Linked DNA regions of Homo sapiens: region 2 is linked to region 1. A link is an interaction called in ENCODE POLR2A ChIA-PET data of the cell type or tissue named here. Cell type or tissue: PC-9. All regions are shown on one strand. Each heading gives the region's core, and the rest is flanking DNA. Links, peaks and the distances in the headings are about the cores only. Region 1 overlaps SPESP1-NOX5 (SPESP1-NOX5 readthrough). Region 2 overlaps EWSAT1 (Ewing sarcoma associated transcript 1).

What was found. Peaks named below come from ENCODE experiments on the same cell type or tissue, not always from the same donor. Only the 100,000 strongest peaks of a DNase experiment are listed, where the experiment ranks them.
Region 2: POLR2A ChIA-PET joins it to region 1 with 5 read pairs; 5 of 35 experiments call an interaction of 5 or more read pairs at or near these places.

What each region holds. Positions count from the first base shown.
Region 1 is chr15:69,032,438-69,047,461 of GRCh38, reverse strand. It overlaps SPESP1-NOX5 (SPESP1-NOX5 readthrough), which reads right to left. Exons shown (of 17, transcript NR_033672.2): 6 at 14,185-14,419; 7 at 11,955-12,108; 8 at 11,526-11,704; 9 at 10,252-10,434; 10 at 8,473-8,605; 11 at 4,657-4,799; 12 at 596-640; 13 at 1-49. NOX5 (NADPH oxidase 5) reads right to left here. Exons shown (of 16, transcript NM_024505.4): 5 at 14,185-14,419; 6 at 11,955-12,108; 7 at 11,526-11,704; 8 at 10,252-10,434; 9 at 8,473-8,605; 10 at 4,657-4,799; 11 at 596-640; 12 at 1-49. Among named protein-coding and RNA genes, the nearest start is that of NOX5, 25 kb to the right of the region's middle. RefSeq lists an enhancer at 10,182-11,381. In PC-9, for the core only: a CTCF peak has its summit at 1,644; DNase peaks (open chromatin) are centred at 2,301 and 3,701; H3K4me3 peaks cover 33 bases; H3K27ac peaks cover 2,500 bases.
Region 2 is chr15:69,085,953-69,100,976 of GRCh38, reverse strand. It overlaps EWSAT1 (Ewing sarcoma associated transcript 1), which reads right to left. Exons shown (of 4, transcript NR_026949.1): 2 at 9,863-10,062; 3 at 8,610-9,285; 4 at 5,153-6,276. It overlaps LOC124903516 (a long non-coding RNA gene), which reads right to left and starts at 3,393. Exons shown (of 2, transcript XR_007064693.1): 1 at 3,304-3,393; 2 at 983-1,381. RefSeq lists enhancers at 7,044-7,544, 10,785-11,286, 14,039-14,633. In PC-9, for the core only: no CTCF peak of the experiment used is centred there; DNase peaks (open chromatin) are centred at 7,666 and 8,626; H3K4me3 peaks cover 1,864 bases; H3K27ac peaks cover 2,500 bases.

The sequences.
Region 1 (15,024 bases), core at 1,309-3,808:
AGGCAAAGATCCTGCGGGTGGGGGTCCCATAAGGCCCATCGATGTAGCACTGTGCACAAGAGGGCATCAGAGAAGAGAGATGGGGGGTGACGCTGGTCTCCCCTGCTACCAGGGGATGTCCCCAGGGCTTCAGAACCCCCTTTATATATAGAAAGACATCTCCTGGGCTGGAAGCCAGGTCTAAGTGGCTCCCACTCCAGTGCTCTTTCCACATCCTGTGCTCTCAGCACCAGTCTGGGGAGAGCTCTAGGTGTTACAGTGCAGAGCTAGTGAAAACAAGGACCCAATTCGCATCCCTGGGGTGTGTGCCGTGGGTGCCCAGGAGACAGGGATGGAGAGCACGTAGGCCTATACACTGTACACCCATCCCTGCTCCTGGTGAAGAGACAGGCTGAGGGTGAGGCTGAGCACCCTTGGATATAAAGAGCAGGGGGAGGGATGTGGTTACATGACCCGGATACCTGGATGTCAGCCCATGAGGATTTGAGGAGCTTGAGTACCCACAACCACAACAGCCCCTCCTTAAAGGCAAAGACTTCATTTCCTTTGGTTGGGGCAGGCATTATTGCTCACGTCCACCCCTGCAGCCTCTCACCTTGATGTTACAGAATTTGTGTTTCTCCAAAAGTATCTCAGAGCCCTGCAGGGAGTAGAGCAGAGAGTTATGGGTCTTGGAATGGACAGTGTTAGGGATTTCTTAGAAGTTTCTTGCCCTTGCCAGTCTGAGCAACTTTATAAAAAGGGAATTGCTTTTTCTGCCCAAACCATTCAGGGAACACGAAGCTCTTTTGAAAGAGAACATCAGGGATGTGCTGGTAAACTGACTTCTGGCGAAGGGATAACAGTCTTGATTGTTAGCTTCTGCCCATTTCTGTGGTGTAAATCCTGCCCACCATGGCTCCCACCATAACAACTGTGTTTAACAACCAGCTCATGAAATTCCTGAAAATTTAACAGTGGCTCCTATGGTCCAGCACAAGTCAGTTTCAGGGTGTGACTGGAGAGCATTCCCCTACTAGCCTGGAATATTCTTTTCCCTCTGCCTGAAACACCCTTTCCTCTTCCCCAGCTGTCAAATTCTGTCAGTGTACACTGTATCCTTCATTGTCCAGCTCATTTGAAGTTGCTATTCCTCTTCAAAGCTCTTCCCACCTTCTCCAAGCAGAGAAGCCAGGGCCTCCCCTGGCTCACAGCTCCCCAGGCCCTAGGGCTTTGCTCTGGGGTTCAGACAGTGTGCTCCTCGGGGAAGAGAGCAGGCCTCCTCTGTCTTCCTCAGGACTTAGAGCGTGGTAGACAGTCAGACAGCCCTGTCCAAGTCAATGCCTTTCCTTCTGGAAGGTGAAGGAAGCAGACCCCAGAACAGGCCTGAAGGAGCCTGTGCTATTTCCCGCTCTGGTGCAGGAGGCAGAGTTAGGAGTGACCTTCGCAGTCATCCAGGCTGAAAGCATGGGAAGGACGTGCCCACATTCCCACAGAGCTCGGGTAGAGCCTGGGTCTCCTGCTGCCTGTCCAGGATTGTGACATCACGCTGTGTTGCTTCTTTGTCCCGAGATGACTGAAGGCTGCTCCCCCTGGTGTGGGGCATGAACTCCTGGCGGTGGTTTGAGAGTTATGCTGTGAGACAGCTCTTCTCCTTTTAATTTTCTTTAGTCCTTCTGATGGCAACGAGAAAGCCTTCCATTCTGGCTAATGCATCTTTTAACCTCTCTAACACTTACTAATCTCTTCTCTTTTTTCCTTCCTTTTTACAAAGTGAGAAAGGAAAGAAAGAAAAGAAAGAAAGAGTGAAAGAAAGAAAGAGAGAGGGAGGGAGGGGGAGAGAGAGAAGGAAGGAAGGAAGGAGAGAGAGAGAGAAAAAAAAAAGAAAGAAAGAAAGAAAAGAAAGAAAGGGAAGAAAGAAAGAAAGAAAGAAAGAAAGAAAGAAAAAAGAAAGGAAGAGAAAGAAAGAAAGAAGGGAGAGGGAGGGAGGGAGGAAGGGAGGAAGGGAGGGAAGGAAGGAGTAAGAGTGTGGAGCACCACCTCTGGCATGGAGCCTTAGCAGACAGGCCATCTAGCAAGAATTTAATAACATTGATTCTCATTGTTTTTACTTTCAGAGCTATCCTGTGCAGCATGCGATACTAGTTTTCCATTAGAGATAATAATCTTATGACTTGTTTTGAATACAATTAAGTTTAAAGTAATGTTGGGATGTAAGAGAAATACTAAGTAGAAAGTATTACTGGGGCAGTTCTTACGCAAAAGTTAGGAAGGTAGCAGGCAGATGATTGGCTTCAGAGACATCCAAGTGATGTGTCATACTTCCTGAACATGGCTTTGCCCTTAAGGCATGTTGCAAGGACCCACGATCCCTGGGAAGATAAGCCAGCTGGCCCTCCTGTCTCTAGTCCCACCTTCCTCAGCCTTACTAGGCCACTGTCTTCAGAAGAAGTTTCCCACTGTGTGTGAGTCTCCTCCTTTGTCTTCGTGTACACCAGGTCTTCGTCCTGCGGCCAGGGATCTCCCTTGGGCCTATAGGACGTCAGCTCCAGTGACATCCTTGGATGCCACAACTCCCTGTGCTGAGATGCAGGACTGGATGAGTGGGGGCTGTACACTCTGCTTTGTTTCAAAACAGAAATTTCTTTATTATTTAAATCACAAATCGATAATGTTAGCTTTAAAAATGCAGATATAGAAACTATTAAACAATAGTGAAAAAAGTATCAGAGCACATAACTACTCAACATTTTCTCTATGCCCTTACAGATTTTTTTCTAACACAGACATACACAACACTTTTACATAAATGGAGCATACTTTTTAGTAACCTGCTTTTTCCACTTACTACATCTTGACTGGTTTTCCAGGTAAATACATTTAAATTGACCAAATCATTTTTTTTAGGAGACTTAATATTCTATTGTAAAGGTGATCAGCAATTTATTTAGGTATTTTCCTATTGTTCGGCATTTTGATTAGCCTCATTTTCTCATTATTGAGAACAACCACCCTCTCTGAAATAGCACTTTTCCCATCCCTACCTCTTGACACTGACTTATTTATCTTTATAGCATTTATTATCACCTGAGATGTTATGCATATATTTATTTGTTCATTGTCTGTCTCCCCACCAGAAGGTAAGCAGTGACTATGCCTATGTTGCTTACTGATAGATCTCCAGCATCTAGAACAGAACCTGGAAAATAGCAGATGCTGTGCTTCATAAATATTTGCTAAATGAACAAGGAAATTACTATGTTTTGTGTGCACCTGTCCAATTAGCTTTTTTTTTTTTTTAGTTGGAGCCTCATTCTGTTGCCCAGGCTGGAGTACAGTGGTGTAATCTCGACTCACTGCAACCTCTGCCTCCTGGGTTCAAGAGATTCTCCTGCCCCAGCCTCCCGAGTAGCTGGGACTACAGGCACGCACCACCACGCCTGGCTAATTTTTGTGTTTTTAGTAGAGACGTGGTTTCACCATGTTGGCCAGGATGGTCTCAATCTCCTGACCTCATGATCCGCCAGCCTCGGCCTCCCAAAGTGCTGGGATTACAGGCGTGAGCCACCGTGCCCGGCCCCCAATTAGCTTTTAAGAATACATCTCTAAAATGGAGTTGCTGGGTGTGTAGGTATACATATTTAAAATGCTGACACATATGGCCAGGCTGCCTGCCAGAAAGTTGCGCCAATTTATAGTGGCAGAGGTGACTGAGGTCCCAAGAAAACAGCTTTTAGTGTATCTAGCCCATTGATCCACAGTGTGCCATGACTCATCTGATTTTGAAAGTCAGCTTCCTCCTTCAGGAAGTTTCCCTGATTAACAGCCGAGAACGTTCTGCTTCTCCTACCTATCCCTGCATATCCCAGACCTTTGCTCCTGGTGTGGTCCTGGAAAGGTCCTCTGGTCTGGCCAAGCAGGATCTCACCTGGATTTCAACTCTGGATTTTAAATTCCCCAATGGCAAGGTAGGGTTGGGCCAGGCCTGGGAACGTCTCCTATGGCAGGGTTTTCATATGTTAACCTGTATCCCAGTCAGGAGGCACAGTCTACTTAGTTTGAGTTCAGCCACCCTCGGCCTCAGCGTCTATTCTTATTTCTTTAGCAGTTGCTCTGTCTCTCTCTGTTCCTCCAAAGCCTTGATGACACCAGCAACTCATCAGCTTTATAGGTTTCATCAAGGCTCAAAAGAGAATAACATTGCTGATGGTGATGATGATGATGAGGGGCCCACCTGGACCAGGCTGCCTATTTCAAGCAATACTTTATGTGCATTCATTCAGTTGGTTTTTAAAATAGTCACAGGAGAAAGGTAAGTAACAGAGGAAACGACTTCTATTTTATAGATGAACAAACCAAAAGACATGCCCAAGCCCACACAGTTAGAAAGTATTAGAGCAGAGACCTGGAGATGGGATTTTCTGATTTCAATTTCCACTCTCTTTCTGTTGCTCTCTCCCCCTTCTAATGGGGGACATCAGACTGGGAAGGATCTGGAGTGGTCAGACTTCGAGAAGGTTCTTGGACCACGGAGTTAGCAGTTGCCTAACCCCCTTGTGCTGCCATCTATGTACACAGCAGTTGCTCAATAATTGATGCTCACTGAGAAGAAGGAGGCAACTTGGTCTCTGTGGACTTGCCAGCAGAGTGGACCCCTTCCCTCCAGTAGCCACCTACCTTGGACGACCTTTGACTCTTTCTCATTGTCACACTCCTCGACAGCCTCTTAGAACCACGGCCCAGTGGGTCTGATGCCTTGAAGGACTCATACAGCCTGTTTGTCCACTGGCCTTGGGACCGAATGTGCAGCCAGATAGTGTCTGAGAAAGAGAAGAGTGGGAGGGGAAAGGAGGTCCATAGTGACCGGCACCAGGGAGCAAGCCTCACCCCACTGGAGGGATTGCTGCTGGGCCTCAGCCCTCCAAGTCCTGGTTTGAATGTCCTTCCTCAGGACCAGACTAGCAGCCATAGCCACAGGACTTGGAGAGCTGATCTCTGTGGGGCAGACCTTGAGATCTTTCTTGATGAAGTCAACCTGAGCTTAATAAGGGTACAGACTCCTGTACCAAAGAAAGGATCAGAGCAGCTCACTAGGAATTTTCTAAAGGCAGGGACTCTGCCACCTTCATCAGGCCAAGGACTCACCAAAACAGGCCCTCCTGCTATTCAATGGTTGTGCACACAGTAGGCGCTCAGTCCATGGTGGTACCAACTGCTTTCATGATACCCATGCCTGGGATGTAGCAGGTGCTTACTAAGGTCATCTGTTGAATGAATGACTGATGGAAATGTGGTGTGAGGTGACGTGACTCTTCTGCTGAGTGGTACCAAATAGAATCCACAACATCAGAGTGAGGAGGATGCAAGAGATCTCCTGCTTTGAACTCTTGCCCTTTTCCTTTTTTTTTTTTTTTAAACCAGGGATTCTTTTAGCAGTCCTGTGAAGGCAGTGGATAGTCTCCTTCTCAGAATAAGGGTCTAAATACACGAAGCAGGGATGGCCAATCTTTTGGCTTCCCTGGGTCACATTGGGAGTACAAGAATTGTCTTGGGCCACACATAAAATACACTAACACTAACAATAGCTGATGAACTAAAAAGAAAAAAAAAATCACACAAACAAAAAAATCTCATCATGTTTTAAGAAAGTTTATGAATTTGTGTTGGGCCACATTCAAAGCCGTCCTGGGCCCCATGCGGCCCAAGGGCCACAGGTTGGACAAGCTTGACATAAAGTAATATACAGAGAAATTACATATGAATCCAGTTATAATTAGTTATCAAAATGTTAAAAAAAATTTGTGACTTAGGAATCCATGTGCTTCTTTGTTAATACATGAATTAATGAGCTGTAGCAGGACCCAACGAGCCCTGGGAATCAGAAGTAGTAGTGAGCATAAATACTCTTGAAGCATTGGCCACAACTGTAACATACAGAAAGGCATCCATGGTTTTTACCGTGAAAAAGTCAGAGGTATCATTAATGCTCCTGGGGTTTGTTGCTCACATTTATCATTGAAGAAAATGCTAAATTTCAGTTAGAGGTTAGTAAAAATAAAGATGTTCCATTCAAGTTGATGAAGGAATTCATGACCTGGTGTTACTCTGCATTTTACAGAGGCTTAGAGAGGTGCTTCATAGTTTATGAGGAGTGGATTGAAAAGTCAGGACTGGAGCTCAAGTTCTAGGATCCTAGCTCCATCCACCTCTCTGAGGTTTCCTCCTTCATTAAGGCATCAGCATCCCAAGTCGCTTGAAGTGCCTCAAGCAATGACTCAGACCTAGGAGGTCTCCAAGAATGGTGGTTGAATTCATTCAGCCACAGCTGCTAAACTGAGTCCCACTCCTGACTCCAGTAAACAAGCTCTGTAAACGAAGTTGGTATATTATCAGCCCCCACATGAACCCTCTCAGCTCAGGGCAGGAGACTCTCCCAGGGTCCAAGGACAGGCAGATTCCAAACTGAGACCCAGAAGAAATCCCTTCAAGAACTGGTGAAGGTGGGGCACAGTGGCTTATGCCTGTAATCCCAGCACTTTGGAAAAGGTGGGTGGATCACCTGAGGTCAGGAGTTCAAGACCAGCCTGGCCAACGTGGTGAAATCCAGACTCTACTAAAAATACAAAAATACAAAAAAATTAGCCATGCATGGTGGCACGTGCCTGTAATCCCAGCTACTCAGGAGGCTAAAGCAGAAGAACCCGGGAGGCGGAGGCTGCAGTGAGCCAAGATCACACCACTGCACTCCAGCTTGGGTGACAGAATGAGACTCTAAAAAAAAAAGAACTGGTGAAATATAACAAGTTTGGAAAGTTAGGGGAGAAAAAGAATTGGTGAAATACATGACACGCCCATATAATATTAATAATAGTCAATAACCATATTAGTATCCACACACTGGAATACCATGCAGCCACAAAAAGGAAAAGCTGTATATTCACTGATATGCAAAGATCTCCATGACATACTGTTCACTAAGAAAAAGTGTGCTGCTATGAAACACTGCCTGTAGTGTGAGCCCATGTATACAAAATCTCTCCATCTGATTAGCCATGTAGATAGATAGATAGAGAGAGAGAGCTGGAAGCCTATTCACCAAATAATTGGCAATGGTTTTCCTTGGATAAAATTATTTGAAGGATTCTCATTTTCTTCTGTACATATTTTGATATTGTCTGAGTTCTCTGAGAGCATAGACGTTCTTTACAAAGTAGAAAAGAAAAGGAAAAAAATAGGGAGAAAATAGCTTCACCCTCTCCAACCTCTAACTTTGTTCCGTGGTACATTGAGGGCACAATTCAGGTGATTCCAAGGTAGGGGGTATGCAGCCCCACATGGGGAAACCCTGGCCTTGGGTCTACATCGTGAGCTGAGGGATCTGGGCCAGGGGTCCTGCTGGGCTGGGTCTGGGAGGCATCCTGAGTGACACTAAAGCTTGTAACCAGGATGAGTCAGAGAACCCCCAGCACCCAGGGCTGGATACCCCTCATGAAGCCAAGCCAGGGTCTTACTGTAATAGGTCACTCAAGGCCTTCCCTGTTGGAAATGTCAGTGCAAGCCACACTTGTCATACTTGGAGGCACCTCTCGTGGTGGGAAGGCCAATCATTGGCCTGGCCAGAAGGGCAGAGGTCCAGGTAGCAGCTCTAAAAACAGCCTGGGACCAGAAGGAAGGCACGTGCACGGGTGAGAGTCAGAGGACAGCTGAGCAAAGCATCAGCTGAACTGTTCTGTGTGTGCTGGGAACCCAAAAAGCAGTGGGAATAGTTCAGGGCTGGAGAAGGGTGTGAGGGATTCTGCTGCCTTGGGGCTCTATAAGGCCCAAGTCCAGGTGGGAGTAGGGAAGCCTGGTCTCCCATCGCAGCCCTCTTAAAAATGCCTATATCCTCTCCTGAGCTGGCTACTCCTCTGCTTAAGAACCATTCCTGGCTCCCAATTGGCTGCTCCATCCATCTGGATTCCAACTTTGCTTCTGAAGTCCTCCTTAGTCCCATCCTAGCTCTAACTGGCTTTGCCAGCCACATCACCTGCCTTTCATGCTCTTTTTCTCTCTCTGTATGTCCCTCCCTTCTTTCCTTGCTACTCCACCTGCCTACCCCCCGCCACCCCCCATAGCTCTAGTTACAGAAGACTCTTCTGAGTTTCCAGGTCCTCATGTTTTTACTTCTGCTTTTCCCTCTGCCTCCTCCCCATCTCCTTCCCTATCTGGTAAACTCCTGCTAACCATTCAAAGTCCAGCTGAATGCCCCTGTGTCTGCAAAGGCTTCTCTCCACCAAGCCAGGCCCTCCCTGTAAGACTTCAGTGCAGCTGGTACAGCCCTTGCCATGCCAATCGGTGTCTGCATGCCTGCTCCCACTTCAAAGAGAGCTTTTTGAGGCTGACTTTGTGTTTCTGGCCTTGTTCAGTGCTGTGTTCCGAGTTTCCAGCCTGTACTTGGCCCACGGTAGGAACTCAGTGAATATGTGCAGAGTGACTGGAGGAGGTGGCCATTACCTTTCTGCTCAGGAGCACTGCTGATGGTGAAGGGGTGCCACTCATAGCGAGCAATGGTGGGGATGTTCAGATACAAGTAGTCACCAGGTCTATAGTGAAAAAAAGGGGGCCGCTTGATGAGGAGATGAGTGACCTGGGAAAGAGGAAGGAGATCTGCATCATTCCTGCAGGCCCAAAGCCACCAGGGGCTACAGGACAAGAGGGCAGAAGCTGGGCTGCCCTCCTCCTCCATAAAACAGGCATGCCCCGAGACATGACACTCTTCTGTGCTTCTGAGTGGTGGCCCACCTCAGCAGCCAACCTGCCAATCTGGAAGTGGGCAACAATCCTAGAGGGGGCAGCCAGGCTGTGTCTGAATTGGGGCCCCTGGTTTTACCCTGCCTCTCAGGGTGTAAGCACTGCTTTTTAGTGGACCCTCTGTGACGTATCCCTGTGATGCCTCCCTGGCTACTCCAGCCCTTTCTTGGAACTTCAGCCAGAGTGTGGCTAGCATTCTAACCATCAATGGGCATCTCTCCTTGGATAACAACATCTTTCCAGACAATTGCTTTGGAGCACTGTGTTATCTCTAGGCCTCACAGCAGTTGTATGACGTGGATATTATTTTCTCTCTACTTTAGGGACAAGAAGAGGAGGCTCAGAGAGGTTAAATAACTTCCCAAGGCCACTGGGTAAGAAACCGTGGGATCTGAATGCAGCTGAGGCTGTTGGATGCCAGAGCCTAGACACAGAGCACAGCCTCATTCTTCAGCCTCCCAGGTCCTCTAACGCAGTGTGTCCAGAGCTGAGCCCGCCTAGAACTGCCTTCCTTTTCTCAGACACCTGGGAGACGTCCTAGACTCCATCCTCTCTGTTGCCGCAAAACATAACCAGTTGCTTCTTGAGTCTTTCTGTGATGTGCACCTGCCTCCATCCCATGGCCACTGCCTCAGTGTCAAGGCCCTCATGAACTCTCATCTTTGTATTTGCAAGAACCTCCCCACAAGCCCCCTCCAAGCTACCTTCCACAGAGCAACTAAAGAAATCTAACTAGAATATTAATGGTCACAGCTTAATACCACCATCTCCTCCCAGCGTGCTCAGGGGTTCCCCATGGCCTGCGGGGTTGGTCTCCCAGCTCAGGAGGCCCTTCATAATCAGGCCTTCCTCACCTCTCTGGCTTCCTCCTGGCAACTTGGCTCCAGCTATGCCAAATTACCTGTGGTCCCCCAAGCACAGTATACCCTTTCACAATTCTGTGTCTTTACTGTGCTGTTCCTCCTGCCAGCAATACCCTTCCTTGTCTTCTCTATCCAACAAACTCTTATTCATCCCTCAAAACCCTGATATGGCATCTTCTCCCTTATTCTGAAGCTTTTTCTGACCTCCCAAAGACAAAGGGTTTAATACCTCCAGCAACACAGCCCTGCACTGTAATGAAAGGGCTGGCTCCCCTAGAAAGCAGGACAGTGCAGAACCTTCTCTATTTCTCTGTAACCTAGTTCAGGGCCTGGCACCCTGTAGGCACTAATAAACGCTTACTGAGCTGAAGGAGACTGTTCTCCCCAAAATCGGATTTTAGAGGTTTATTGCCTGCCCTGCCATTCATCTTCCTAAAGCTTCCCTCCTGGAGGGCTGGACTGGGTCTTGCATTTTGCTTCTCTCCTCCATAGCAATGGGGCTGCAGCTACACTATTCTCTATTTCCTTGGGGGTCTGACAGGGTATCCAGCTGCTCCACCCCACAAACTGTCCCTTGGGGTGAGTTGGAAAAGCACCTCCCCATCCCCCACCTTTGTACCTTGGAGGGGAGGAGGTTGACTTCCATGATGCACACGGCTGCCATGCGGGACACTGCCAGTCCGATGGCCTTCTCCAGGAAAAACAAGATTCCAGGCACCAGCAGCCACTTCCAGAAGTTGGGCCCATGAAAGATGAGCAGAAGCCACACGAGGAGGTAGGACAGGTGAGTCCAATAGAACACCTATGGGGGTAGGGGGGGCAGTCAACTTCCAGAGCTCAAGGCCTGGGGGGTGGAACAGAGCCAGGACTCAGGGTTATCCTCAAAGCCAGGGCAGTGCTCAGAGCCTTGACTCTCTCCCGGGGATGGAGTTGGGTAAGATGTTGGGGCTGGGAAGCTTCTTTTTCTGGGTGCTTGGCCAAAGGAGGCTGTAAGGGAAGATTCCTGATACCAGAGGCAAACATCTGAAATATCTGCCTGGGGAGGTTCTGGGCAGAGTGGACTGCCCCCACAGGGATCATGAGCATCAGTATCGCTACCCCCGACCCATTCTCAGAAGGAAGAAAGGAAAGACAGCAATGGCTTCCTGGGAGTGGAGAAGAAATAGCAGAAGACAATTTTAGCACCTTCTGAAGCTTTGTGATCTTGGGCAATTTCATTACTTTTCTGAGTGTGAAATTCCTCATGGGTCAAATGAGGATTCTGATTCCTACTTCAAAGGCTTGTTGCTGGCCCAGAGTAGGTACGTGCTCAGTATATGTCTATTTCTGATGTGGTCAGGCCACAAGATAGTCAAGCTCTCCAAACCAAGTCCTCTGTGACTTTCTGCATCTTGAGGAGGCTGGAGAGACAGAAGCAAAGATGGAACTAACATTTTCAGAGCACCTATGTGCTAGGATGTAGTTAGTGGTTTTACATGTATTATCGCCTATAATTCCTAAAATAACATAGAGAATTACACCTCCATTTTACAGATGAGAGAACTGAGGCTTGGAAAGGTTGAGCGACCAGTAAGCAGTGGAGTGGGGATTCAAAACCTGCTGAGCCTATGTTCCTTCCCCTCCCTGTACTGTTTTAAGCCCAACTTAATCCAAATAGGCTAAAGGGATAAGCCAGCAAAAAGGCAGACTCTTCCGCAGCAAAACATCTACACTTGGCAGACATAAACTACAGTCCAGTGGCAGAACACAGCAGCAGGTCCCAAATCACATGCAAATAATATGCAGACCAGCTTGGGACCTTCCTGGGCTCTGGAGTAAATCAGAGGGGACACAGAAAGAAATGAAAGTAGGACCCTGGCCTTGGGGGAAGCAAAAGGGCAGCAACTGGGGCACCTCAAAGTGGCCACTCCTGCGGATGCAGGAACTGGAGCAGATGAACATGAGGAGGAGCAGCAGCAGCAGAGCGACACCTGTCGGGGAGGCCGAACCGTGTACCCAGCCAATGCCAGGCCTCGTGGTGAGCAGCAGCTCCCAGAACTGGAAAGGGCTGGCCTCCGCCTGAGCCTGGAGTACTGGAAACAAGCTCAGAAAGGTTGAGTGACTGCAAGACCAGCTCTTCCCACTCCACCTTCCCATTGGGATCCCCACCCTGCACCATCAGATACTAGCACGGGCAGAAACTTTTGTCCAGAGCGTTGGCTTATCCAGGGCACCCCTTCTCTGCCCTTTGGGCAGGCAGTACACACAGGGGCTGGGCCCTGCATTCTGGGCTTGAGGCTGCTCAAGCTTCTCCCCGACCCAACCCTGCCCCAGATCACTCACCAAAGTTCACAGTGTGAGCCACGGTGTGCACGAGGGACAGCCCCACTACCACGTAGCCCATAAGCTGGTGGAACTGGATGTTCTGGTCCAGTGGTAGGACTTGAGCCAGCCACGTGGCCCGCAGCCAGGTGAGGCAGCGTCTGAGCATCAGCACCTGGCCAGGCAGAGTGGGAGAGAGCCCTGCCTCACTCTCTGTCTGCCTTGTCCTCTTTTCCCAGCCACCTCCCTGCATCCTCCTGAGCTAGCTGTGCTTTCTGAACAGGACACTCACCAAAGTCCCCTGCCCCCATGCCTTGTTGCTTCCCTGGATTCATACCTGGGGTCTCTAGAGGAGGATCTCCAGAATTGTGGCGGGAAGAGAAAGTTACAGAATGTCTATTTGTATTAATTTTTGTCTAAACACATGAGAAACATCTATGCTTTTACTAATATTTAATATATGGGCCAGGCGCAGTGGCTCACTCCACTAATCTCAGCACTTTGGAAGGCTGAGACAGTAGGATCACTGGAGCCTAGGAGTTTGAGACCAGCCTGGGCAACACAGCGAGACCCCTGTCTCTATAGAAAAAAAAAATTGTTTAATTAGCTGGGCATGGTGGCACACACCTGTAATCCTAGCTACTTAGGGGGCTGAGGCAGGAGGACTGCTTGAGCCCAGGATTGCTTGAGCCCAGGCGTTTGAGGTTACAGCAACCTATGATCAGTCCACTGCACTCCAGCCTGGGTGACAAAGACCATGTCTCAAATAAATAAATAAATAAATAAAATATCTCTGTTGACTTGGTGCCCTCATTTAGTCCATATGTCAGATGGGCACGTGTTGTGTTAGTTCTCGAGGTGCCTTGCAGGAGCCAAATCCAGAGTGGTTAACCAGGGTTCTCTCATTGCTCATTTGCTTTCAGTATATTTATGTTTGCCAAGGATGTGGACTTGTAGGTTACAGTATTTGACTTTACCAAAACTAAGCTAACTACCCCTCACAGGAAGGACAAGTAGCTTTAAAAGTTTCCCAGCAGAGAAACCACAGATTAACAGTTGTGTTAGTAATACATGAGCAAGTGACCAAGAAAATGAATCACACGTCTCCCACTCCTGGAATGAAGTCTTTGTTAGCTCGTTGAGCCATTAAGACAAAACCCACTTTAGGGATGGGTACCCCATTTTGCAAGATGTGATTATTACACATTGCATGTATCGAAACATCCCATGTATCAAAACATCCCATGTACCCCATAAATATATACACCTACTATGTGCCCACAAAAATTAAGATTAATAATTAAAAATAATAAAAATAAATTTAAAATAAAACCTATAAAACCCACTCTAATGAGAAGCTCATATCCAGAAGCGTATCTGAGCTAGAGATGGGCATCCCTGCTCATCAATGATGAATCTTCCCCTGTAGTTACTTTGTGCCATAAGTCTATTAGCTAATGATAATAGAGCATGCATATAAGCATAAGAGGGCTTTTGTTTTAATGGTAGGAGTTGTGTGATCAAAAACTCTTAGAGGTCAGGCGTGGTGGCTCATGCCCATAATCCCAGCACTTTGGGAGGCCGAGGAGGGTGGATCACCTGAGGTCAGGAGTTCGAGACCAGCCTGGCCAAAATGGTGAAACCCCATCTCTACTAAAAATATAAAAATTAGCTGGGCATGGTGGCGGTTGCCTGTAATTCCAGCTACGGGGAGGCTGAGGCAGGAGGATCGCTTGAACCCGGGAGGCAAAAGTTGCAGTGAGCTGAGATCGTGCCATTCCAGCTGGGCAACAAGAGCAAAATTCCGTCTCAAAAAAAAAAAAAAAAGAAAAAAAAGAAAGAAAAAAAAAAACACCTCTTAGAGGCCTCATCCATGAGCCAGAGAACCACATTCCAACTCCATGGTCTGGTATTCAAAGCCTCTTCTAGGGTTTCCTCTTGAAGGTGCTCCTGCACAGGGGTCCACTATAGGGGAGTTGTGAAGATCAAATGGAGCGTGCTCAGCACCGTGCCTGGTGCATAGTGCACAAAAATGCCAGTTATGTTATTATTTACTGGCTGTGTGACTGTGGACAAGCTACTGTCCCTCTCTGGGCGGCGTCCTCCAACTCTGAGCGTTGGCCCAGCTGATTTCTAAGGTGCCACCCTGCCCTGGCATTCCAGGTGTCCTCTGTGGGTCGCTCTGTCTAGGAGGAGCCCACCTCGGCTCCTAATTAACATTTTCAGAGCACCGTGTGCTGGCAGAGCCTACCGCGATGAAGCTGCAGTCGAAGTTGAGGCACTGGCCGCAGCCCTTGGCCACCATGACGCTGGCGCCGAGGTCCCGGTGCGCGCTGGCCGCCAGCCCGAAGAGCAGCACGTGGAGGCCTGCATAGGTGGCCAGGCAGAACAGCTGGCTGCGGTGGTTGTGCCAGTAGGCGCGGGTCAGCTGGCGCGGCCGGCGCGGGCGTGGGCGGGGGGCGGGGGCCGTCAGCCAGTGGGCAGCGCTGCGAGAGAGGCGGGTTCCGCTCAGAGGCGAGCGGTGGGGCGGGGACCACCTGTGTCTTAACTTAAAGACCCCCTTCAAGCTATGGCCGACCAAGTCTGGCAAGCAGGCCGGCTTTCTTCACACCAGGAAACAGAGAGGTCAAGTGGCTTGGTCACAGTCGCACAGCTCCGCGGAGCTGAAAGGGGACTCCGGTCTGCCTAATGCCACAACCACCGCTATTTTTATTACTTCTCTTTACTTTCCAATTTTAAAAGAAGCAGTCGAAAAGGATGGAAGAATCTGAAATATGTTTTGGTAAGTAAGCCCCAAGAAAGTTAATAGGCAGGTAGGTGCCCAGTGCAGTGGCTCACGTCTGTAATCCCAACACTTTGTGAACCCAAGGCGGGCGGATCACCTGAGGTCAGGAGTTCGAGACCAGCCTGGCCAAGATGGCGAAACCCCGTCTCTACTAAAAATACAAAAACTAGCTGGGCGTGGTGGCTGGCACCTATAATACCAGCTACTCGGGAGGATGAGTCAGGAGAATCGCTTGAACCCGGGAGGCGGAGGTTGCGGTGAGCCGAGATCATACCACTGCACCCCAGCCTGGGCGACAGAGTGAGA
Region 2 (15,024 bases), core at 6,728-9,227, 48 kb before region 1:
CCCAGAGAGAAGTCTTTGCTCCTCCATCTATGGAAAAACTTCTCACATTGTATTTATTACTATATGTTTCTTACTGGAGTGTCTCTCCTACTGGACAGGGAGCAGGTTTATTTATTGCTCAGTCCTCAGCCCCTGGACTTAGGCAGACTCATAGTAGACATTTGGGAAATGCTTGGGAAAGAAAGGAGGGGAGGAGAGAGGAAGGACTCCATGGCCATGTCTAAATGCCCAGCAATGTCATAGAGGTTATGGGGGTGCAGGAGAAGACACAGCCCTCCCTCTGGCAGCTAGGATAGAGCCTAGCTGCTGTTAAAGACAGGCAGCTCATTCCTCACCTGGGCCAAGCTGCAGCTGGTCATCTCTGCCCCTTTCTCCTTCCATCTTATGGGAGCTTTTATGGAGTCAGAAGTGAGTGAGGCAGACCTGGGAGAGCCCTACACTCAGGAAGAATGTAGGCTGCAGAAAGGAACAGGTGTCCTGGAGTTAGCTCAGGAAGGTCTTGAAGGAAGGGGTTAACTAGCAGATGGCAACCCAGTGACTTTTGTTGCTCTCTGAAGCCACAGAGGAAAACAGTAGCAACAAAATAAAATAAAATAAAATAAAAAATAATAAAAAAGCAAAGTTCCCAAGGAAATAAGATGGGGGAATTGGGAATTTAGAAACATATTACTCACTGCCTGAGCTCCCCTGGGCAAAAGCAGAACTACTTCAGCACTCATTTGGTGTGGCTGGGTTCTCGGGCAGATGCAGGCTGTCACCTCCTGGCTGCTGTCTAGGCCCCAGCAGGGGAGACCTGCACACTGTGACGTTCAGAGGAGCTGAGCCTCCTCTTTGCAAACTTAAATCGTGGAGCTTTTCAATTATGCACTTCAGCACCTGGAGCTTCGGTGGAGATGCTAAATGAAAGTGATGATCCACACATGCATAATGATTCATAGCATTTGTAATTGGTGAAACGCATAAAGAGAATAGGGAGAGGCAATTAAGGTAGGAGAGATTTTTTATTTTATTATTTCAGCTTGAGATGAGCATGTTGGTCAGCACCTCGGGACTTGACAACTTGTCAAATCCTACCTCAAGGCCACAACAGGAACCACAGACAGGCCTTGTTTCAGAAGTTCAGGGATTCAGCCAAGGGGAGCAGGGAGAGATTTGGGAATAACATCTGAAATGTTGCCCTGAGTCCACCCTCATGGGGGCATCAAAATGCACAAGGGGCAAGATCTTGACAGTTGCAATTTCAAAGCATCTCAGCATAGGGGAGTGGCCTATTGGAAGCCACATAGACCAGGGTTCAAATCCCAGCTCCACCAGCTCCACCACCTGCTAATTATGTGATCTTAGACAAGGTTCTTGAGCTCTCCAAACTTCTATTCCATCACTGCAATGAAGAGATCGTGGTTGTTGTGTGAGGCTGGTGGGATCTGGATTAAATTAAAGGATATGCCATATGGAAAGGGAGGGAGCACAAGGCCTGGCATATTAGAGGTGCCCACAAATGGAAGTCCCCTTCCTCCACCCCCATCCCCCTTCACAGGACAAGAACGTGCCTTCCTGGACCCTCCCTGCCAACATACCCAGACCTCACGGTTTCTCATCAAAATGAATTATTCAGGTCTTCACCTGTATCTAGACACTCAGTGAGTGTGTCCTTGGCAAAGGGGAAGCACTTGGCTGGAAGTGGTTGTTGGTGGGTTCTAAATATTGACTTTCTTATGTGTGAAGCAGAACTTCTTCTAATTTGTCCCAAAGAATATCTGCCCAACTGTGGGTTGGGCCTCAAGCTGGAGCAGGCCGGTATTGGATATGAGTCTCTCCTTCCCCATCACGATTTTATCATCTCTAATCGCCTCTCTGTCCAGACTTCCAGGCTCCAAGTTTCCAGCTTCAAGTGATTCATCTTAAAGCCCACCCCCACGGGCCCCTCATCTGCTGTTTAATTGGAGAAGGGGGTGCTAGAGGCCCAGGCGCCTTAATTGCATTTGTTAATGGGTAGGTGCAATTATCCCTGCCACACTCCTGCACGCTGCCAGGCAGACAGAGATGATTAAGGGGGTCTTTACAATTCCAGCTCCCTGCAGCTCTCTCCACTAATTGAGCAGTGGAGGAAGCGATATTGAGCTCCCCTACTCCTTTCTTTAAATTAACTCCTGCCTCCAAAGTCTTCCTTGGAACAGTGCATTGGCCACATGGCTCAGAGCGTTTAGTTCCAACCCCATCCGTCACCTGTCATTTAGGCCCAGGGCCTAGCCAGACCATGAGTTGGTCTATCCATCACCCACAGGCTGGGAGTGGGCTGGTAAGGGGGGGTGCCTTTGTGGCCCCTGGAGGGTGATACCATCCAGCCTGATGATAGCACCTGTCATGGAGACTATAACTGAGAAGTGACTCAAAAGTTTCCACTGTCCTCTGAGCCTTGGCCACCTGAGTTCAGCCCCAGTCTGGACCACCACAGTTGCCTACGAACTGGTCCCCCACTCCCTAGCTCCATGCATTCTCCACCCAGTAGCCAGAATGATCAGCTTGAAATGCAAATGGGGTCAAGCACGAATGTTAAAAACCATTTGATAGCTTCCCAATGTATCCAGAATGCCATCCAAGCTCCATGCCATCGCCTGTAAGGGGCTGTCAACCCAGCGCCTGGCACACTCTCCATCCTCAGCCTGTAGGCCTCTAGCCCTTGCTTACTAAGCTCCAACCACACTGGCCTTCACAGTCCAGCTCCTCAGACATACCAAGTTATTTCCAGCCTCAGGGCCTTTGTACATACTCTTTCCTCTGCCTGGAAGAAGCGGCCCTCACACTTTTTGTGGTCAGCACCTTCTCACCCTTCAGGTCTCCATTTAAAAGTTGCTTGAGAGAGGCCTTCTTTCCTTCTGTGACTGCCATATCTTAAGTAGTTTCCTACCCTCTTAGTTCTGTTTTTTAAAACCTTTGTGTGTTTCCTTCAAAATATATTTCACAATTTTTCATTATTTTAGTTTTGTTCTTTTGCTACATGTTTTTGTAATTGTTTCTGTCTCACTAAAGTCATGGAAGCTATAAATTCCATGAGGTCAGGATCTGTCTTCTGGTTCATCATTGCATCCCAAATGCCTGTTGAAGAGATTGGTACCTCCTCATTCATTCAGCAAATATTTATTGAGCACCTGCTCTGTGCCAGTCACTTCTTTTAGGCATTGGGGAGACAGCAGTGAACAAACAGGAGAAAATCACTGCCCTCCTGGATCTTACACTCTAAAGGGGACAGGGGACAGGGGAGTCATGCAATAAACAACATGGGCTAGGTATGGTGGCTCATACCTTGAATGCCAGCACTTTGGGAAGCTGGGGTAGGAGGATCGCTTGAGAACAGGAGTTTGAGATCAGCCTGGGCAACATAGTGAGACCCGTCTATACAAAAAAAGAACAATTAACAAAAGTAAATCATATAGAATATTAGAAGGTGACTAGGACTCTTTCTACCAATCAAGGCTGGTGACTAATAATTCTCTGGGATCCTGGGAATTCAATACTGGGTAAAGAGAAAAAGAGAGAGATAGTATTGGGATGTGAGAGGTCAGTTAACAGGGTGGTTAACATTGAGATGTAAATGCATTTTGTTCCCATAAAAACGAAGACCATCACTTCCAGCTTCCTTCTTCCCAGTACCCATCTTCTAACCACTGCTGCCTCCTGAGTGGGTCTAGTTCCGTTAGAGAGAGCCATAGAAACTGTCCCACCCTGCAGCCCATCACAGCATGGTGCAGTCAGGTGAGCTTGGGATTCCGCCTGCCTAGGATTCATTCCCCTTTCTTCTGGAAACAGCATCCCAATTTGGAGGGAGGGGCAGTCCCTATCCCATTGAATATAGGCTTGGTAGGACTGTCAATTACAGTAGTCTGTCCTCTTCCAGCCAACAAGTGGCACTGGGCCCAGCTTCCTCCCCAAACCTGAATCCTAAATGGAGAGACAAAAGAATTTAAAAATAGAAGTTTATTTATTCCAATGAAATGATGGTCCGTTCCTGGCACCCAGATCCTGACGCTGCCCTTCTTCCTGTCCTTTCCAATCATGTGTCTTCAGCTTTTCCTTTCCTTCTGGTGTGGCACCACAGTCCTTCAGCAATTTTTTTGCTTGTGATAGTGGGAGTTGGTTTCTGTGGCTTGCAACCAGAGATCCCTGGCTGGTACTGACTGATACTGTGTCAGTACAAACTGATAAGGTGGCAGACCAGTTCTCTTGTTTGTTACCTGGGTGAACTTGGGTTAGATGTCTTTGGGCCTCAATTTCCTTGTCAGTACCACAAGGATAACAATAGCATATTTCTTAGAGTTATTGTGAGGATTAAGAGACTGGGTGTTTGTGTATGAAAGTGCCTGGCAGTCCTGTCCTTTCCCCTCCCCTCCTCCTCCTAACCTCTCTCACGAGTCCAAAAGGAGATGTGGGGAAGCAGGGATGGCAGGTCTCCACAGAGGTTCCTATGGGAACCCTAGCCACATGTGCAGCATCCCTGGGGGTGTCTGGGAGGGGCTAGGCAGCTGCTGGGTGGCTGGCTGAAATGACTCTGCCTTTTGGAGCAGAAAGGCTCAGCTGTTCCTGTCCCCCCAGGTCCTAACTCAGCTCAGTGCATAGAACTCCAAACGGAGCAGATGTTCAGCTTCTGGAGCCTGGAAGAGGAGTGATCTCTGTATGGCTCTCAGCTTTCAGTCTCAGGGGAGGCTGGGAGGGAGGAAGAACAGTACTCAGCTCAGAGTTCTCAGGTTGGAAACAAGCCTTAAGAAGCCATTCAGCTGATCAATCCGACAATGCACCTTCAATGAGCTGGTTCCAGGAGTCCAGCACTGAACTGGATAGGCAGTGAGGGAGATGGAGAATTAAGAAACATGAGTGGAAAGACTTCACTGGAAATAAAAGTAGAAGTTAAAGACAGTAACTATGGCTGTCATCTGTGGAGCGCCCACCATGTTAGCCGTTCAGCTCAGTTATTTATATACATCTCCATGGTCTGAACCATAGATTCTGCCAGGAGATAGAGAGCCCTTTTTTACCTATGTGGAGGCTGAGATCATAGGAGTTACATATAGGACATGCCCAGGTTCTGTAGCCAGAACAATCACCTAGTGTGATCCTGTCTTACAGACTAATTCATTCATTCACTCATACCCAGAAATTTGTTGAGTATCCGATATGTTTTGAGCTCTTTATTTGATGTGCTTGGAGTTGAGTGGCAGAGGCTCATGAGCACACAGGTGACAATGATACCATTGAGAGCCCAAGAAAGGGCTGTGACAGCCATGGGACAGGTCAGTGGCTGTGCCTGGGTTGTCAGGAGGAAGTGGGGAGGTGTTGGCTTAGCTGGCCATGGAGGATGGAGGAGTGGCAGTTCAGCATAGGGAAGGTGGAAGGAGGGAGGAGGGAATTTCACACAGTGAGCCCAGCAACAGCAAAAGTGTGAGGCTTTGCACAGGGTATCTTCATCCTGGAGGCCCTCAGCCAGAGCACTGAGTCCAGGGGACTCCATGCCAGGGCCTGAGGCCAGACTATGGCTGATGCCAGACAGTCAAGGGCCTTATATGGGATGTCAAGTGATTTCAACTTCATCCTGTAGGAAAGGGTTTTAAGCAGTGGGGAGGTGATGTGGTCAGATTTGCTTGATACCCAGATAACTCCTGCTCTTGCATGTAGGATGGGCTTAAGGGTGGGGTAGAGGCGGAGCAGGAATCCTGTGCAGACTTTGCTATTGCCCAGGGGTCTCGGTGGGAGTTTCAGGGACTAGGGATGTGGTGCAGGTGGAGAAGAGGGACAATAAGTAGAGACATTTCAGAGATGGAGTCAGTAGACTCTCACTGGCAGAAAATTGAGGACAAAATAGTGTTCCTTGCCAGACACTTCTGTGTCTCTGCAGTGTTTGTGGGCATAGACATGTGTCCATCTATGTACACATCACATGTGTGCATGCGTGTGCATGCATGTGGGGCTGTCTGGATGCACACTGGCGATCATGCACGTATTTGTGCATGTGAGAGTCTGTGCTCTCAGGCATCCTGCAATCTGCATGACTGTCTTTATATGTCTGTGCCTACGGCCTGTATGTCTGCTGCTCCCAGTCCAGCTGTGAACCCACCCCGCCAGCCCGCTCCCATTGTGCTCCGGGCTCAGCACAAGATTCTGTGTGCCAGGCACCCTCCAGGGCTTCAGCTGCTTTCCAGGCTCCTGCTGCTAAAGCAAGATGCATCTTCCATCCCTGTTTGATGCTGCAACATGAACCCCAAGGCAGTTCTTCAAAGGGAGCCACTAGGAATGGAAAGAAAGAAAGTAAACATCAGGATTAAAACTGTGAACTAAGCCTGCCCCTGCTCTAGATCTGGCCCATGAACCTGCTCCCACAGGCAGGCTTTGATTTGAGGACTGCATTTCCCCAGGCCAGGATCCCAGGGAGAGCAAGAGGTTCTGGAAACACAGAGATGGGCGGGGCTCAGGGAGGGGCTGGGGGACTGCCCTCTCCCACTCAGCAGCTTGCCATAGTTTCATGAGTCCCTCTTCAAATGTGAAACAGCTTCCAATGGGCCTGAGGACTCTGATAGTCCTCAGGGCCATGGATGGAAAGCCCTACCTCCTTTCCTTCCTTCTTTCCTTCCTTCCTTTCTTCCTTCTTTCCTTCCTTCTTTCCCTCCCTCCCTCCCTTCCTTTCTCTCTTCTTCTCTCGCTCCTTCTTCCTTCCTTTTTCCCTCTCTTTCCTTCCCCACCCCTCCCTTCCCTTTTCTCCCCTCCTTCCCCGACCACCATTTCCAGAGGATACCAGGACTTCAAACTGACTCCCACGTGTGTGCTAACTCTGATAGTTAGTGGCTGTGTGATTGTGGGCAATCATGCCTGCTTTATAAGGTAGCTACTCTGACCTCACAGGGTTGGTTGGTTGTTGGGATTTAGTAAATTCAGGCATGGATGTGCACAGCAAATGCCAGCCTGGCTGGAAAAGCTCAGTACATGGCAGCCATCAGAATTGTTGTCACTGTTGTGCAGTGTCAGTGATCAGGAGTGACAAGGCATCTCTTGATCTCAGTCTACTTCTACCAGCAGGTAAACAAAGAGTGTGATGAGAGTTTTATAAAAGGCAGGGTGCTAGGGTGCTTGGAGGGGACTCAGAAGAGCAAGGGCCCAGCCTTCCTGGTAGAAGGGGCAAGATCTGGGAGAGCTTCCTGGAGGAGGTGACTCTCAAGTCTTACAGGATAGCTGGATTTCACCAAATGAGTCCAGGCCAAGGAGAGGCTTTGGCTGAGGTGTGAGAGGCAAACTGCAAAGACCTCTGGTGTGTCCAGGCATTGGATCCTGTGTGGGAAGCCTGTCTGCAGGCTATGATGCAAAGCAGGTCCTATGAGTGCTGGGCACCGCTGGACGAGTTTAACCAGACTAGGAATGCTGGGACTGAGGGATCTGAAAAAAAATCTTTACAGGCCACCAAATCTTCTAAACTCAGGTGGCAGGCTTCCTGTGGTGGTCGCCCAGATCCACTTCAAGGAGGGACATGCTGGGAGAGCTATAGTCAGGCCAGCCCCTTTCAGACGGCCTCAGCTGCAGAGCGCAGCCAGGCCTGAGATCCCTCCTCTTCCTGGGCAGTGCACATTCAGTGACTGACCAATGCTGGGGTATAAAGGTGTGGCCATCACAGCCCAAGTCATGATGACTCTGAGGAACTCATCTAGCTGCAGGACTCCTACAAGGGATTGAGGGATTGGAGAGGCTGTGGCTGGCCTGCACTGAAACCCCACCTCTCCCTCTGCCCCACCTGCTTCCTTCCCTTCCATTCCCTCCCAGAGACTGTCTCTAAATTCCAGTAAACACAGTCGCAGAGTCCCCTACTCACCCCTTTGGGCTGAGCATTGTCTTTCCATACTGCTTTCCCCCTACTGTCCTCTTTTTATTTTTAATTTAATTTCTTTTAAAGACAGGGTCTCCATCTGTCGCCCAGGCTGGAGGCAGCAGTGCGATCACAGCTCACTGCACCCTCTACCTGGGCTCCAGCGATCCTCTCACCTCAGCCTCTGACTAGCTGGGACTAGAGGTGCACACTACTGTACACAGGTAATTTTCTTTAAAAAAATATTTTTATGTTGCCCAGACTAGTCTCAAACTCCTGGGCTCAAGTGATCCTCCTGCCTCAGCCTCCCAAAGTGTTAGGATTACAGGTGTGAGCCACAATGCCCAGCTCTACTTGCCTCCTTTTCAAGTAAACTTCTTTTTTGTTGAAGTATAACATGCATACAGAAAGATGCAAAACTTAACCAATTATGTACAACATAAATCTCTGCAAAGTGAACATAGCCTATAACTGTCACCAGATCAGGAAACAGAATTTTACCAGCACTCCCAGAGTCCCTTTTTGCCCCACTCCTTCTCAAAGGCAACCCCTGTCCTGACTTCTTAACACCACAGACTTAAGGCTTACATGTTTTCAAACTTGAAATTAATGGCGTCAGAGCGTGCTGTCTTACGTATCTGGCTTCTTTCACTCAACATCACCTTCGTGAGATTTGTTCATGTTGTTGCAGGTGACAGTGCTCTATTCATTCTCATTGCTATACACATTTTCATTGTCTAAATTACCCCCACTTTATTTATCTACTCACCACTGATGGGCATTTGGGTGGTTTCCAGTTTATGACTAATACAAACGGCTCTACTATGAACATTCTTGTATCTTGTGTAATTGACTTTTGGTGCCTTTATAAACAAACTTCTGTTAGATATATACCTGGGCTCAGGATTTCCGGAGTAGGCATGAATATATTCAGCTTTAGTGATGCTTCTAAACTGTTCTTCCAAAGGGGCGGTATTAATTTACCCCTTCCGCAGTGCATAGGAGAGTTCCAGTTGTTCTGCATCCCCACCAGCCCTTGATATTGTCAGTCTTTGCACTTTCAGCCATCCTGGTGTAGTTCTAATTTGAATTCCCTGTTGGCTAATGAGATTGAACATATTTTCATATGCTTCTTGGCCATTTGGAGGTGCTCCTTTGTGATGTGGCTCTTCTGAGGTTTTTGCCTATGTATCTAATGAGGTTTTTGCCTTGTTGATTTGGAGGAGTTCTTTATACATGCAAGTGCTTTGTCAGATTCCCATGCTCCCTTTTTGAGATTCAAATATCCCCAGGGTAGGGTGAGGCCTGGCATCACCAATACTTGGGTGGTTCCAAATTACTTTCTCCCTTCTCTGGGCCTGGGAAGCCCTTCCAGAATGGAGGCCTCCTTACTGAGGCTGCATTTCCCTTCCTCTTACCAGTTTTATTCTTTCGGCTGGGAGAAGCTGAAATACAAAAGGGTACACACTAAAAAAAAATCAGGAGCAAAGATCTGGAGTTTTCACAGAGGAGAAAGGAGGCCATGGGAAGAGTTTGACCTCTCCCCTCCACCTGGGCAATCACAAGTGTGAGTATCTCAGTCTGGGCTGTAAGTGAGGAGGTAACTGCAGACAATGCTCTGAGGAGCTCTCAGGCTCAGGATACCTGGCAGGGGACTGGAGGAGGTTGGAAACTCCTCTCTGCTTCCAGAGGGACAGTGCAGAGGAGGTGCCCCAGCCCAGGGGGGATTGGAGGAGGAGATGAGAAGAAAGAAACAGGGGGGTCAGAACGTTTTATGGAAAGATGTGAACCCCTCAGTGGACAGGACTGTCTTCATCTCCAGGTCCCTGGTCCTTAGCATGGTACGTGCCCATGAATGTGCCTACCAGAAAGTAAGGGACACGTGGAACTTTCTGAAGGTAAGCCCTGTGGAAGGAGGGCCTGTGGCTGCTCATCGGTATGGGTTGAATGAATGAAGTTCAAATTATGATGTAAATAATAATAGCTCCATTTCTTGAGCAGCAACTAGGCAAGTGTACTTACTAGCATCACATTTAATCCAACAAGCACTAAATGGAAATTCATATCCAGTTCCATCTGATTCCAGAGCTCACAGGCTTTTTCCCTAAGCTGCACACCTTCTCATGACAGGAACCACAAAGAGTTTACCAAGGTGTTCTCTAGGCAGGAAGTCCACTCTTCTCCCTTCCAGGTGAGGAATCGCAGGCCCAAGAAGAGGGGCTCTGAGAAAAGGAGGCGGAGAAAGGTGAAATTACAGATGCTCCTCTTATCCTGCCCATCACCTCCTTCAAACTGTTTCACTTCCCTTCCTCCCCTCCCTCCCTCCCTCTCTCCTTCCCTTCCCCTCACTTCCCCTCCCCTTCTCTCCCTTCCCTTCCTTTCCCTTCCCTTCCCTTCTTCCTTCCTTCCTTTCTTCCCTCCCTCGCTCCCTCCTCCACAAACATTTCTTGAGCACCTACTGTGTGCTGGACTCTGTACTAAGGCCACAGTGACCAGAACAGACACAAAACCCTGTCTTTATACAGTTTACACTCAGTGGTGAATGCAGAAGACAGTCATTAATCAAATGAAGATGTCATTACACATGGGATGGGGAAACCTGGAGGCAATTGCATGCAGTTTGCTCTTCCAGCTGCAGACACTCCCCTCCCCAGTGTGGGAGAGAGCCCAGCCTCTGTGAGTTCTGTTCTCAGAGGATTTTGTGTTGCTGGGTGAGCCACATCATCCAGCCAAGCCGCTGGCTGCACAGGCTGCTGTTGCCAAGCACCCCAGAACACACCTCCTCCCCTTCCTGGCTTTTGTTTTGTAAAAACACGTTTTCAGGGGAATTATGCTGAATTGTCTGAGAGAGGGAGGGCTTGGAGCAGGTGAGAGGGAAGTAGCTGAAGAAGGGATTTGGGGAGCTTCTCCTCACCAGAAAAAGGGGCAGACAGGCAATAGGGATGGGCGGCGGTGGGGAGACCTTAGAGGGAAGTGGGCAGTGAGGACCCTAGGGTGGTCACGCCTACTTGGCACACAAGGTTCCCAACCTCAACAAAGGTGCAAATAATCCCCCCTATAAACACACACACACACACACACACACACAAACACACACACACTCTCAGGTAAGCCTGGCAGGGACATGGCAGAGCCTCCAGTCTTCAGGGACTAGGAAATCCTGGACAACAGCCATTATCTATGGTGTCCAGGGCAGCTCGCAGTCCAGAGGACCTAGCCTGAGCTATGTGGGTTCCTTAAGCCCTCAGACCCTTGCTTGCGTGGGGAGGAGCCCCAATGTCAACCAAGATGGAGCTGCCCAGTCTTGCAACGCAGCCCCAGTTCATCACCTAGTTTTCCTCCCTTCATCTTCAAACCCCTTCCTGGCCTCTAGACTATCATATTTCCTCTGACCTTTTTCATTTGATCCTTCATTCCCTAACTCCGGTGGGAGACCTCAACCCAGAACTCCTATGTGCTTCTCTAGCATATTCCCCCAAATCTGAGTTGTTTAGCCGAGTGACACTGTGGCAGGGTGGAGGGGTTAATACCAGCGCTACCTCATTAGGAAGTTGTGAGGATTAAACAAGATAATCCACCTGCAGCCTCCAGTGGAGCACCTGAAACACAGGATGTGCCCCGTCAGTGTGAGCTATTGTTGTGAATTACCTTTCCAAGCAGAGGGGAGATAGGAACGCAGGCCCAGAGACCTGGGGGGGCATGGCACAATCGCACAGCTGGAGTTCACACAGCAGTGCTGTCTGAGGATCATAGGAGGGTTGCTGATGCAGGAAGGCCACCCAGGATCTAGAACATGTGTGTGATTATATATGCCATCCTAAGGGGTCTGTGATCTCTTCCTGCAGGCCATGGGAAGTATAAGTGGTTTTTTTTTAATTTTTATTTTTTTTTTAGTTTTTGGAGACAGGGTCTCACTCTGTTGCCTGGGCTGGAGTACAGTGGCTCAATCACAGCTTACTGCAGCCTCCATTTCCTGAGCTCAGGTGATCCTCCCACCTCAGCCTCCCAAGTAGCTGGGACTACAGGTGTGCACCACTATGCCTGGCTCAGTTTTGTAAGTATGAGTGTTTTTTAAGCAGAGATGTGCATTTTAGAGAGCCCACTTGGCCATGGTATGGAAGATGGATCTGAATAGGGAGAGACACACCATTACATACCATTGACCCTGGTGTATAAAGACAGCCCTTCAGCATCTGGGCAGGCAACATAAGGAGAAGGGGAGGATAACCTATTTTCCAACTACATCTCATTTTTAGTGAGTAAGCAACTTTGGAATCATGTTAATTGTATTGCCAGAGAAGTGATACCGCAGGAGAAGAAAAACACTGTAAAGAGATTGCAAAATCGAAAACCTGTTGTGGCTCTGCAGGTGACAGTGATTCAGGGACACAGATGTGTCAAAGTTTCTTAAATCCTGACACCTCCCCTCCCACCCCATTCTGCCCACTGACCCCAGGAGGTCTCTTCTTCAGGTTGTGCATTTATTAGGACTCTGTATTGCGAGTAGCAAAACAAACAAAACCTCAGCTGAGACCGTTTAAACGGGAAAGGGAAGTTATTGACTTGCATAACTGAAAAGCCCAGAGGGAGGTTTGGCTCAGGTGAAGCTTGATCTTGTGGCTCAAACAATGTTATCTACGACCTGATTTCTCTCCGTCCTGCCGTCTACAATACCGGCCTCACCTGCAGGCTTCACTTAGCGGACCCCCAGTAACTCCAAGCTTTCCCTCACAATTGTAAATGGCTGTGTTGGTGCCTGACTTCACATCTCTACCTTACTCTCTCCCACCTGAGGGGGAGTCTCTCCTTCCCACAATAGCCTGCCTTTCCTCCCCTCACTCACATCCATGCCTCCTCGCTGCACATTGGCTCTGAGGGGTCATACAGCCATCCCAAAACCAATGAAGGGGGCGTGGGGCTGGGATCCACAACTGGCTAAGGATCCACCATCCTCATCCACACGGAAGGCAAGGGAGGAAGGCTGCTTTCCCAGAGGAAATTGCCCTGAGAACATGGGATCTGGATAAGGGTGAATCCGATGCCACACTGTGTGTGCATTCTCCTTACTCTCTAGGATTCGTCCTCTAGATTTGGAGGCTCCTCTGTCCCCATCCTTTGAGGATAGGGCCTTCACAGTGCTGTCCTGGTCTCCCTCCTGAGCCATCATCTCACCCTCTTCTGCCCTCCTTGACCACTCATGCATTGCTGACTCCTGAACTCATGTCTCCAGTTCCGATATTTCTCTTGTACCATGAAACCATATATCCACTGCCTGCAGGACTTTCCATTCTGACCTCCCACAGGGGCCTGACACCCAACATGTCTAAAGCCTGATTCATTCTCACTCCTCCCAATGACCCTGCTCCAAAATTCCTTCCCCTTCTATATTGTCACTGTTGCCCCTGAGCTGGAAATCTGATCACCCTTGATCCCTTCCTCTCTCACTCCCTCAAATTTAATCAAGCCCCAGGCCATAAATCCCTGGAATCCATCTACTTCTTTCTCTTCCTTCCCCCAGCCTCTGTTAGGTGCTCCGTGAAGTTCTGCTTGACTGATGCTTTCTATTTTAGCCAAAGCCCCCTCCCCTGTGCTGCGGAGCCTCTTAACTGCTCCCCTGGCCACCAGAGTGGCCTGGCCCTGAGGGCAGGGTCGATATCCTCATCACTGCCACACTGACAAGAGCTCAGGACAGCGCCTGGTGCTTAAAGACTCCCACAGAAATGTGCAGATGAACAAATCAACCTGTGAATGAGAGGGGAAAGGGCAAGAAGATTCTTCTTGGGAAAAAGTCAGTATCTCCAAAGGCCTAGGGAAGCAGGAGCTTCCTCAGACAACTGGCGCTGGCCTGGCAGAGACTGGTCCTTCCTCATTCAAAGCTCATCGGGCAGAGGGCTGCCCAGCTCCGGCCAGGGGTGCAGGACAGCTCCTGACAGGCACTGTCCATCAGAGGAAAGGATTCTTAAAGAGCCTTTGAATCTCCACATTTTGGGATTCCAAATGTTCAGCTTTTCCCTTAAGCTCAGTGCATTTGACCCCAGTTACCACCTGGAGCAACTAAAAGTCCAACTGCTCTCAGAAAACCAGCACGTCGCAACCGGTGCTTCGGGAACAAAGCGTGCTTGTTCTTCCCCCACCCTGGTCATGGGAGGTAGGCACGTGGGTTAACGACACCTAAGACTTCAGCTACTGCAGTGACATTAAAATGTCCGTCGGGGAGAAGGAAAAATGTGCCTGTTTGGCTTTAAAGGGCTCACAAACTTTAATATTCTTCTGTGACTCGGTAGAGAGGGCAAACCGGTGGCAAACACACATATGTGGGAATAGACCTGTGGCTGTGTGTTTTTGCTCTTCTGTATCAGGCTTCTGGGTTTTTATAGACAAAGACTTGCTCTTACCTCTCTTCTGCTGAACAAGGGCCTCCTTCAGTCCTCGACAGGCTTAGAAATAAACATAAGAAAGGAGGAGAAGACTTGGTTTTGTCATGTTCTGGCTTGGGCCCGTGGCCATGCTGGGCATCCCACAGCATGATCTTATTTAAGCCTCATAGTAACCCTGAGAACAAACACCCTCACCACTCCCATTTTGCCAGATGCAGACAAAAGCCTAGAAAAGTCCCTACTTACCCAACGTTGAATGGTTAGTGAGTGACAAACCCCTTTTCCCCTCCTGATGCAGATCTGTTCTCCCCAAAGCCCTAGAGGTACCAGGCTGGTGACACAATCATCTTTAGCTCCGAGGGCCTTGGTAACCATCCTGAGAGAAACCAGGACTATAGAGGGCTGGGGATTTGTCATACTTCTTTTGACACTGGCCCCCCGTTAAAGCTTGAATAGTAACCTCACAGGACAGCCCAGTCTTCCTGTTTGCAAGAATTTTAGTGCATATAGTATATGCCATGGTAGACTCTGGAAGATTTCTCCCTGTGTGACCCACCTTATATAATGCTAATTGGATTTTTTTTTTTTTTAAAGACAAAGAGGCACCAAGAAAAACACAAAAAAAAATGAGTCAAAATCTCCCTGGTCAGATAGCTTTTGTTGACATTAACAAACCCAAGTATAAGGTTAAAAAATTCAAACATCAGGAAAGTTTTAAAAATTAAATACCATTCCCCTCTATTCCTCTCCCAAAGGCAATCTTTGCTAATATTTTCTTGTGATTCTTTCCAGCAAAAACGAGCGTGT